Regions from separate parts of the Homo sapiens genome. Here region 1 is linked to region 2. Evidence: chromatin loops called from intact Hi-C (ENCODE). Cell type or tissue: PC-3. All regions are shown on one strand. Each heading gives the region's core, and the rest is flanking DNA. Links, peaks and the distances in the headings are about the cores only.

Region 1 (5,396 bases), core at 56-5,055, 140 kb after region 2:
ATTTTGTTACCTTGTATATTTTATAGTAATTTGTAAACTTTTCAATTTTAACTTAATTGAAATAAAATATATTTTTTCAATTTTAAGAATCATGGAGAGTAACTCTTGAGTCACCTTGCATTGAAAGAGATACACAAACTTTTATTATCCTTAATTTTCACCCTATTACTTTATGGTTTTTACTTAATTTTTTAATTATTAATCAATGTTTAGTGACAAAAATGATCAAATATCTATGTTATGTGTTTATATGTGTCTTCTGATTATTATTTTAGACTCCTAATCCAAATTTTGTAACATCATTTTAAATAATAATGATTTATTTAATTATTAACTTCACAAAGTAGAATTTAAATGAGCTTTATAGAACAGTACATAAATTCAAGAGATTTTTCATCCAAATTATTTGGTTATAATCAAACCAGGATTCCCGTGATGCCACATCAGAGGCATATAGACTAGGACACAGAAGGAATATGGAGGAATATTACTTTCATTATAAAAATATAAATGTGACTTTATCAAATTTATACTCCTTTGTCATTCATGGCTCGCTGCTTAACACCTAAAATAAAATTGTAATTAAAGGTTAACATATTGGAGCATTGTATCCTGCCATTATCATTCAGGAAAAACAAATAGGTGGAATTTATTTAGCAATAGTTGTGTGGGTATTTTAAAAATGAGGCTTTGTCTACTTTAGGTCTCAGAATCTTGAGTACATTTGGCAGATATTATCCACCAAGGCGATAAATCTAAATAAATTATGCCCGAAGTAATTCTTATGTTAGAATTTTGTAGAAATACATACCTCATTTAGATTAACTCAACCCACATTAATAAAAGTGAACTTTATAAAATGTGTTATATAATTACTATATAATTATCTAGTATATCTATATAATTATCTAGTATATTTTTATACTGTACATATGAATAGCAGACAATATTCCTATTTTTTATAAACTATCTTAGACAATGTCTTTGTAATAGTTACCTTGACAGATAACATAAACTTTACTCAAGTTGATTACACTAAAACATGGTATAATATAAATACCCTTAAACTCTACCATATTATATGCTGTTTAACAACTATGTGGTCTTTGAGAGACTAAACTCTTGTATTCATTGGAAAAAAAACTAAGTGATGTCAGTCAAAAGACTCAAAATGTAATGGTTTAAGGATTATGGTTTCTTTTCTTTTTCTGCAAAAATTTCAATATTGCATGTCATCTTTCAGATTGAAACTAGTATTTACCATAAGTGGTACTAGCTAGTGGAAGGGCAAAGAAAGAGTATAGGACATGCATGACTGATAATTATTTTCTGGACCTGTGTCAGTAGCACATATTTTTTCAGAATATTCCTAAGTTAGAAATTAGTATTATGGCAACATATAACAGGATCATGGTTGTGGTCTATCTAGACAACCATGTACCTAACCACAATTTTATCACTATAACATGAGAAAAAAAAACAGATTTTGTTCAACAGTTATTTAGCATACTTACCAAAATTTTCTACTCATCAATAAACTTATCTGTAAAATAGTTAAATATGCATTACCTACTACTAAGATTGTTGGAAGTATTAAATAATATAAAGAATGGAAAAATGTGTTATACATTTCATTATCAGTTCCTCTCTCTGTATTCTGTCCCTCATGAGAAACAACTTTTTCCTCATAATATATATTGAATTACAAAAAAAAATTAACTTTGGTTAAAAAAAATTGAAGCAGTGCTTATTGATTTTTAATGTATATAACTGTCACCAAAGGAATTTGTTTCATGTGTATATATGCAATGTTATTTCCAAAGATGCTAATTTATTCTTGATGAGGAGGAGCATCTTTACTTTTAGCAAGTCTTCCAGGTGATGGTTATGAGGTGTTTTCTAGATTTCTGAATGCAATTAGTATGCAGTTTTAATTCCAACTTTTCATTCATTCCAATGTGTCTATTTTTAAAGCAAGGGTAATAAAATATTCACATTGGACTAAATTACGGTGTCTCTAGATATTTAGTGTTGCTCATTTTGATTTGGAGTAATGAAAAAGAAAAGAGGCTTCTTTTATTGTTTCTTTTACAATTAAATCAAAATAGGAAAACCTGCATGTATGGTGTGAATTTATAAGTACAGATTTTTCTAAAATCTGGTAAATAAATTTTAATTCCTGATGAATGTAGGATTAATGTGCCAACTGAAATGTTTATAGGCATATAAGATTTCTGTGTTTTGCTTGGGCGGTAAGTTACAGAGGAAATAATCTTGTTTCTGTTCCCAGCATCTTTAAATAAGTGGCATCTGTCTAAAACTACCTTTAAGTACATCTGTGAGTGGTGAAGATGCTACCGTCTATGCAGTCTGAAGAGTGTACGTTACACAACAAAATATTCTCTATCTTAATTTGTCTTGCAGATTATACAATAATGATTTGTTTATAAGCATCAGATCTTTTTGTTTTTATTTCCAGCAGAGTGGAGCTGCTTCAAATGTTATCTATTTTTTTCCTCTCTTTTCTTTTTCTTTTTTTTTTTTAAGACGTACGGAGACTCGCTCTTTCTCTCAGGCTGGAGTGCAATGGCGCGATCTCAGCTCACTGCAACCTCCACCTCCCAGGTTCAAGCAATTCTCCTGTCTCAGCCTCCCCAGTAGCTGAGTTACAGGCACCTACCACCATGCCCAGCTAATTTTTGTATTTATTTATTTATTTATTTATTTTTGAGACAGAGTTTTGCTCTTTTTGCCCAGGCTGGAGTGCAATGGCGTGATGGCTCACTGCAACCTCCACCTCCCAGGTTCAAGCAATTCTCCTGTCTCAGCCTCCCCAATAGCTGGATTACAGGCACCTACCACCATGCCCAGCTAATTTTTGTATTTTATTTATTTATTTATGAGACAGAGTTTCGCTCTTGTTGCCCAGGCTGGAGTGCAATGGCACAATCTCAGCTCACCGCAACCTCCGCCTCACAGATTCAAGTGATTCTCCTGCCTCCTGAGTAGCTGGGGTTACAGGCATGCACCACCATGTCCCGCCGATTTTTGTAGTTTTAGTAGAGACGGGGTTTTGCCATGCTGGCCAAGCTAGTTTCAAACTCCTGACTTCAGGTGATCCGCCTACCTCGGCCTCCCAAATTGCTGGGATTATTGGTGTGAGCCACCGCGCCTGGCCGAATGTACCTACTTTTAATATTGCCCCATAAATCACAGCCTATCTTTCAACTTACAATAGAGGTAGAATGATCTCCTCAAAGTCTTAGGTATAAACTAGCTTTTTCATGCTACAAATTAATAGATGTTAATCTTTTCTGGCTCAGGGGCCCCTATAAAAATGCAAGATACATATACACACAACATTGGTATACAATTTAAAGATGATTATATTTCTTTACCCAGGTTTATGTTTTTACCACACTTGCCTGGATAAGGGCCCCAAAGACAGCTTTGGTGTCTAAAAACTGGGAATGGATTTGCTTATCTCTATTCTTCTCTGAGAGTTTTTTTCTTTTTTTTTTTTTTTAAGCATAATATAATTGGATATTTGTCCTTGCCCAAGTCTCACATTGAAATGTAATCCCTAATGTTGGAGGTGGGGCCTGGTGGTAGGTAATTGGACCATGGGAGTGGGTTTCTCATGAATGGTGATATGGTTAGGATTTGTGTCCCCACCCAAATCTCATCTTGAATTACAATCCCCGCAATACCTATGTGTTAAGGGAGAGACCAGGTGGAGGTAATTGGATCAGGGGGCTGGTTTCCCCCATGCTCTTCTCATGATGTGAGTTCTCATGAGATCTAATGGTTTTATAAGGGGCTCCTCCCCCTTCACTCTCCTTCCTGCTTCCTTGGGAAGAGGGTGCCTTGCTTCCCCTTCGCCTTCCCCCATGATTGTAAGTTTTCCTAGTCCTCCCCAGCCAGGCTGAACTGTGAGTCAATTAAACCTCCTTCCTTTATAAATTACTCAGTCTAGGGCAGTTATTTATAGCAGTATGAAAATGAACTAAGGATGGCTTAAAATGTTTTCTTCTTGCTGATTTGAGTTCCTTATAGATTCTGGATATTAGTCCTTTGTCACATGTATAGTTTGCAAATATTTTCTCCCATTCTACGGGCTGTCTATTTACTCTGCTGATAATTTCTTTTGCTGTGCAGATGCTTTTTAGTTTAATTAGGTCCCATCTATTTATTTTTGTTTTTATTGTATTTGCTTTTGGGTTGTTGGTCATAAACTCTTTGCATAAGCCAACTTCTAGAAAAGTTTCACTGATGTTATCTAGCATTTTTATGGTCAGGTTTTAGATTTAAGTATTTGATCCATCTTGAGTTGATTTTTGTATAAGATGAGAGATGAAGATTGAGCTTCATTCTTCTATGTGTGGCTTGCCTACTATCCCAGCACCATTAATTGAATAGAGTGTTCTTTACTCACTTTATGTTTTTGTTTGCTTTGTTGAAGATCAATTAGCTGTAAGTATTTGGCTTTATTTCTGGATTCTCTATTCTGTTTTCTTGATCTTTATGCCTGTTTTTATAGCAGTATCATGCTGTTTTGGTAAACATAGCCATTTAGTATAGTTTGAAGTCATGTAATGTGATGCCTTCAGATTTGTCCTTTTTGCTTATATCCAAGGAAATAGAGGGACATGAATATTCAGAAATCTATGAAGCAGGCAGATGGCACTGGGAAGAAATTCTTAATAGGCAGGGTTCTGTTAGTCCAATGTAATGTTGGATATCTTTTGATAAGAATGTGTGGAGGAAGAATGGAAAGGAAAATATGTGGGAACTGAGCTTCAAGAAAAGGAAGAATTTTATCATTTGATCCCTAAATAATCAAACTGAAAAAAGACAAGCAAAATGAATGATAAAGATATGCTGTGAATCCAAAGAAACAATTTGTATTTTAATATTTGGCCCTGATACCAAAGTTTAGGTGCCAGAAATTCAATGTACTTTCCTCTGTTGGTCAAAGTTCAGTGTTCCTCAAACTTAGACATTTGGAGGCTGGAGTTCATGAGTTGAAACACAGGAACATAATGATAATTAAAATATTCTGAATTTTGCATATAGGTCAATACTAGACTTTTCTAAGATGCTTTTAATTCAATTCCAAGTCCTTTATTTTAATCAACAATTTGAAACCCATTGATAATTTTAAAATATGCTAATTCATTTTAATTACTTATGTCATTATCTACAGTTTAAGATATCTAATAATTATATGACATTTTGCATCTTAAAAATTACATTTAAGTACACATTTTAAATTGTTTTATACTTTGCTGGAGACATGAAATCTTAATGTTACAATAACAATAAATTAACCCATTTATGCCAGAGGTTGCAAATTTTTTGTGGAAAATCAGACCTTGGTGATGACCTTGAGCAGT
Region 2 (5,396 bases), core at 128-5,127:
AATCCCACACATCTCAATTTCCTTATTCTTTCTTTCTCTATCATTTTTTTTTCCTGAAATTTCCTCAGGTATGGTTAAATATATGATTTTTTTTCCTACTCTATGTCTTCTCCCAAGTAGCTGAACATGATTGGAGAAAAAAAACATAACCATGCAAACTGACCTCGTGTTAAATGTGCTATCACAAACCTCAGTGAGTCCTCCTGACTGCTTGGCAATAGTACAGTATTTCTCAAAGAAATTTGCTCTCTTACTTTCTGAGATGACTATTTCTCACCTATTCTTCATTCTATTCTTATTTTGCTTGCTTCTAATTTCCCTAAGAAATGTAAGACATCTGATAAGAATTTATACTCAAAAACGATTCTACCTATTTCTGTATCCATATATTCTGCCTTTTATTTTATGGTAATGAATGAATTGATCCTACTCATATATAAGGCCAAAATCATCACATGTGTACCAGAACCTGTAACCTACTGAATTCGAGGAAAAAGTAAACATGCAATATGTTAAACTCTTGAGATTGAGGGTAGTTTGTTTCTGGAACAAAACCGATTTATTCAGACTGCTTCACAGTTATAAAAATAATTACTCTTTTATGTTGCTATTGCTGCATAAGAAATGAACACAAATCTAGAAGCTTAAGCCAATACCCATGTATTATCTTACAGTTTCTGTGGGTCAGGCATCCAGGCACAGCTTAGCTGGGTCTTCTGCTCAGCATCCCCCAAGGCTGCAAATGACTTTTGTTGAGACTGTACTCCCACTTGGAGGCTTGTCTGGGGAAAAATCCACTTGCAAACTTCTTAAGGTTTTGGCAAATTTGTTTCCATGCAGCTGTGTTACTAGAACCCTGACTTTTGCTGCCTGTCAGCTGCAGGCAGCCCTGGCGTCCTAGAGGCTGTTCACAATTCATCATCAGATGAACTTCTCTAGCATGGCCTCTTTGTTAATTAAACCTGTAAGAGTCTCTGAATTCTTTTAAAGCTTTAACCTGAATAAGTCCCCTGTTTAAGGGGTTTCACCTGATTGAGTCAGACCATGCAAGACTGTCTTCTGCTAATTAACTCTGAATAAGCCTAGACTGTAAGGTAAGAATATCTGCAAAATCCCTTCATGTTTGTTATACTCTTTTGACCAGTGGTAGGTAATGGGTTACCCGCCCCCCCCATGCCGCCCGCCACCCACACACACACACACACACACACACACATACACACACAGAGGGAGAGAGAGAAAGAGAAAGAGAGAGAGAAAAAGAAAGAAACTACAGGGGCAGCATTATACAGTGAATAAACTTTAGGTTATAGGGATTGTGGGGGAGCATCTTAGATTTCTGCTTACAACAATTTCTTAAAGTAATTTAGGTAGAGATACACAATGCTGTTAAAGTTTACTGGAAAATATTATTTGCATTATTTTGGTAATTGCGATTGAATTAGAGTGGTAAAAGACATAGAGAAAAAATGACAAGTTAAACATATTTTTATTAGTAAACTGAATAGGAATAATTAAGTATCATACAGGATAAATAGTTTCAAAGATAACTGTTGGGTTTCTGGCTTGAAACATGGATGAATGGTAGATCCATTTACTGAGTTGGAAATAATAGAGAAAGACAAGATTTGGGTGAGCTTATGGGGTTAGTTTTAAATGCATAAAGTCTTTGTTGCTTTTGAGAACTTTCAAGTAGACAGTCTAGAAAACATGAATTTATAGGCACTTGAAACTTAGTGGAGAGGTCTAGACTAGAGTTATAAATCTGAGGGCTCTCTTTGTTAAGTTATAAGCATGAAAGAGATTTAAGCATAGTGAGAAGAGAGATGGTCTATGACAGCACCTTGAGATATTTTAATATTTAAGGGTGGAACAAAAGAGAATAAACCTTCAATTGACTGAAAATGAGAAGTCAGAGATGTAAGAGAGAAATTAGAAGAGCTGCTTCAATAGGAAAATGAAGAATGATAAAAGTTAATTAGCTTTACTGATCCAAAAGTCTCCAGTAATTTTCAAGTTCTGGTTTGGTAAAACAATGAGGCTGAAAGATAGGCATGTGTGGTAAGGAAATAAGTCAGAGAGAAGCTGGCTATGACATTAAACAGACATAGCAGAACTTGAGGGGCTTGATATTCAAGTCAGAGTTTTTTCTTGTTTGTTTTCTTAATAAGAAAGATTTGGAAATTGATAATCTAGTGTCTCAGTAGCTCAATGTTCACAGAGTTTTGCAATTATATTGAATTACAGCAAGCCAATAAAGTTCAGGGTCATCAAAGTTCAAGCAAGTAGCATAGTCCAGGAAGAGAGCCAATATAACCAATCTTGTATAAACACAAATAAGGTGTGTGAAGGTAAAGTAAATAGACCAGCTATTAACAGCATGAAGGGCATCTATATGTGATCTGCTGTTACAAAAGTTGCCTGCCTAGGCTTTTTATTATTTACTTTAGGGAATTTTCCACTTCTCTGTCCTTATAAGGAGATATACTTTTAAAGAGATATAAGTAACATATAATCAAAGTTTTCAATGTACCAGGCAATATATATGAAATACTTTTTCTTATTATAATTCTTATTAGCCTTAATTGGACCACAGATGCCAAGAATTGAATTAATTATGGGCTAATGGCAAGCTATAAACATGGGCCATATATGCCCTCTTCCATTTTATTTAACATATTTTTTAACATATTTTATAGCTCTTGTGATTCTGTAGTTTTTCTACTCTATTTTTGACTGAGTGGGTAAATTTAACTCTGAAGTGAAGGGTTAGCTAACCCATTGCTTCCAAATTTCTAAACCACATTTTCTAAAATAGCATTTGCAAATGACAAATCTGATATTTATATCTACATTTGTTTGATTTCTACATCTATCTCTTAGTTCTGAATTCATGAAGAGTTGTATACAAGGACTTCTCAAACTTCACACATAACAAATTGCTTTTGATTGCACCTTGGAATATTCATTCTTGTTTTTTTTAATTAGGGTAAATATATAATTCACCATTCAAACATGGGTGTTTGAAAATGAGCAGGAGCACTATTAATAATTAACCATCTTTGCCAGTAACTTTGGAATATTGCACCAGTTAGCTTTGCTGCATAAAACCTGCTCCAAAATATAGTAGTACCTTGAAACAATAATAGCGTCTTATCTTCTGTAGGTTGGCTGGATGGTTTTAAATTTACCAGTTTTTCTGGGCTGGCAAAACCAGCCTGGAGCATGTAAGGTGGCCTCACTTACATGTCCAGCAGATGTAGGTAAGCCTCCTTTGGGTAGCCATTTCACATGGCAGTTCCACATTTCCAAAAAGGAGCAAGAGAGGTTAAACCCCAAGGAACAAGCACTTTTCAACTCTGCTTGCTTCTCAGATTTTCAGGCCTGATTGACCAAAACAAGTCACGTAGCCAAACACAGAGTACTTGCAGGAGGGGTTCTTGAAAGGAGTGCGTAGAGGAAGACATAAATAAATCAAGGCCAGTACAGCAACAATCTGCCACAAAAAGATACAGTCCCACTCTAAACATTATCTTATTCAACGGAATAGAAGCATGCATGATTTCATTTGATTAGAAATAAAACTAACAGTTTTAGGTCGGTAGTAGTTATAAATCAGAGTCAAATTTATGTTTAAGACATTTCACACTTATTTGCTATTGTTGTTGATTTCAAAATCAGGATAATTTTCATTCAGAACCTCCATCTGAACAGACTAAAAGAAATTTGAAAACTCATAATACGTGGGCTTCCTCTTCCTGTAAGTATGTGCCAAGTTTTTGAGATTTTAACTCAGTGCAAAGATGTAAAGGGGAGAAGGGTGTCCTCTCAGCTCAGTGTGGTTACCACTGAGATATGTTTTTATTAGGTCTTCTGGTTCTGCTGTTCTCATACAAGTTTGAGGAGTTTTATGACTTTGGTAATCCTGATTTACAGTCCTGCCTCTTCTCTCTTAGATGTACTATTTTGTCATTTTCTCTCTGAGGTTTTGCTTTCTCCTTTGGAGAATTGATTCAAATCAAACAACCAAATGCTCTTTCTCCTGCAATCATTCAATTTTCTACTTCTAACTTAGGAGAATTTAAAATACATTTACAGTCTGCAGAAACTCTCTCTTCAAACTCTATTCCCTTCAATAGTGTTAAGATTTTTTGGTGAGTATAAGAGTATATACCCAAAGGATTATAAATCATTCTACTATAAAGACACATGCACATGTATGTTTATTGCAGCACTATTCACAATAGCAAAGACTTGGAACCAACCCAAATGCCTGTCAATGATAGACTGGATAAAGAAAATGTGGCACATATACACCATGGAATACTATGCAGCCATAAAAAATGATGAGTTCATGTCCTTTGCAGGGACATGGATGAAGATGGAAACCATTACTCTCGGCAAACTAACACAGGAACAGAAAACCAAACACTGCGTTTTCTCTCTCATAAGTGGGAGCTGAACAATGAGAACACATGGACACAGGGAGGGGAACATCACACACTGGGGCCTGTTGGGAGTGGGGGGCTAGGGGAGGGATAGCTTAGGAGAAATACCTAATGTAGATGATGGGTTGGTGGATGCAGCAAACCACCATGGCATGTGTATACCTATGTAACAAACCTGCAATTTCCTCACATGTATACCAAGACTTAGAGAATAAAAAAAGAATTTGAGAAAATCTTAACCATTCATCAGTGGTTAAGATTTGATGAAAATATTCATCAAATATTTTCTCGGCTAAAAAAGAGACCTCAATATGATTTTAAGAATCCTCAAAAGATAAAAACAAAACAAGTCACTTAGCCAAACACAGAGTACTTGTAGCAGGGGTTTCTTGAAAGGAGTGGGTAGAGTTCCCAGTATCTGGTACATAAATATCTAGAATTCAATGCTGTGTTACACTTGGATTCATTTGAATACAGTAAATAAATGACTTCCTGGAACGTTAAAAAAAAAAAAAAGAATGAAGTCTTGAGAACTACTAACTAAATTCTGCTGCTTACTTTCTCTAAGGAACAATACTTCCTACTTGCTTGAGAGGGAACAGGTAGGGAAGAAGGAGAGAAACACAAATGTGCAACTAAAAACAAAAATTATTTAGTTACATGCTTACTTCAGAATAGCTTTATAAATAATACAAAGTAAACTTTCTAACAATGTTTTGAATAATAGCATAATTAAAATACGTAGACTCCTATGACTTTAAACTTTGAATGATGAAACATTTTTATGTACGGATTCTTGGACATTTGTTTTTCCCTCAAAATTTCATAAATATATTAACACAGTACTCACTGTTTTGGTGGTAAATAGTGCATTGATAAATAAGTAAAGACAGGAGAACCAAATAAAAAGCATAGTACTTTAAGTATGTTTTTGAATAGTCTTAAGTT

Evidence for each region. Hi-C counts contacts between places; a loop is a spot of excess contacts. Peaks named below come from ENCODE experiments on the same cell type or tissue, not always from the same donor. Only the 100,000 strongest peaks of a DNase experiment are listed, where the experiment ranks them.
Region 1: a loop joins it to region 2, with 4 times the contacts of the local background. A loop is called at or near these places in 1 of 110 quality-filtered maps.

The regions. Positions count from the first base shown.
Region 1 is chr12:73,525,165-73,530,560 of GRCh38, forward strand. No RefSeq gene overlaps it. Among named protein-coding and RNA genes, the nearest start is that of LINC02445, 230 kb to the right of the region's middle. In PC-3, for the core only: no CTCF peak of the experiment used is centred there; no DNase peak of the experiment used is centred there.
Region 2 is chr12:73,381,704-73,387,099 of GRCh38, forward strand. No RefSeq gene overlaps it. Among named protein-coding and RNA genes, the nearest start is that of LINC02444, 230 kb to the left of the region's middle. In PC-3, for the core only: no CTCF peak of the experiment used is centred there; a DNase peak (open chromatin) is centred at 2,248; H3K27ac peaks cover 350 bases.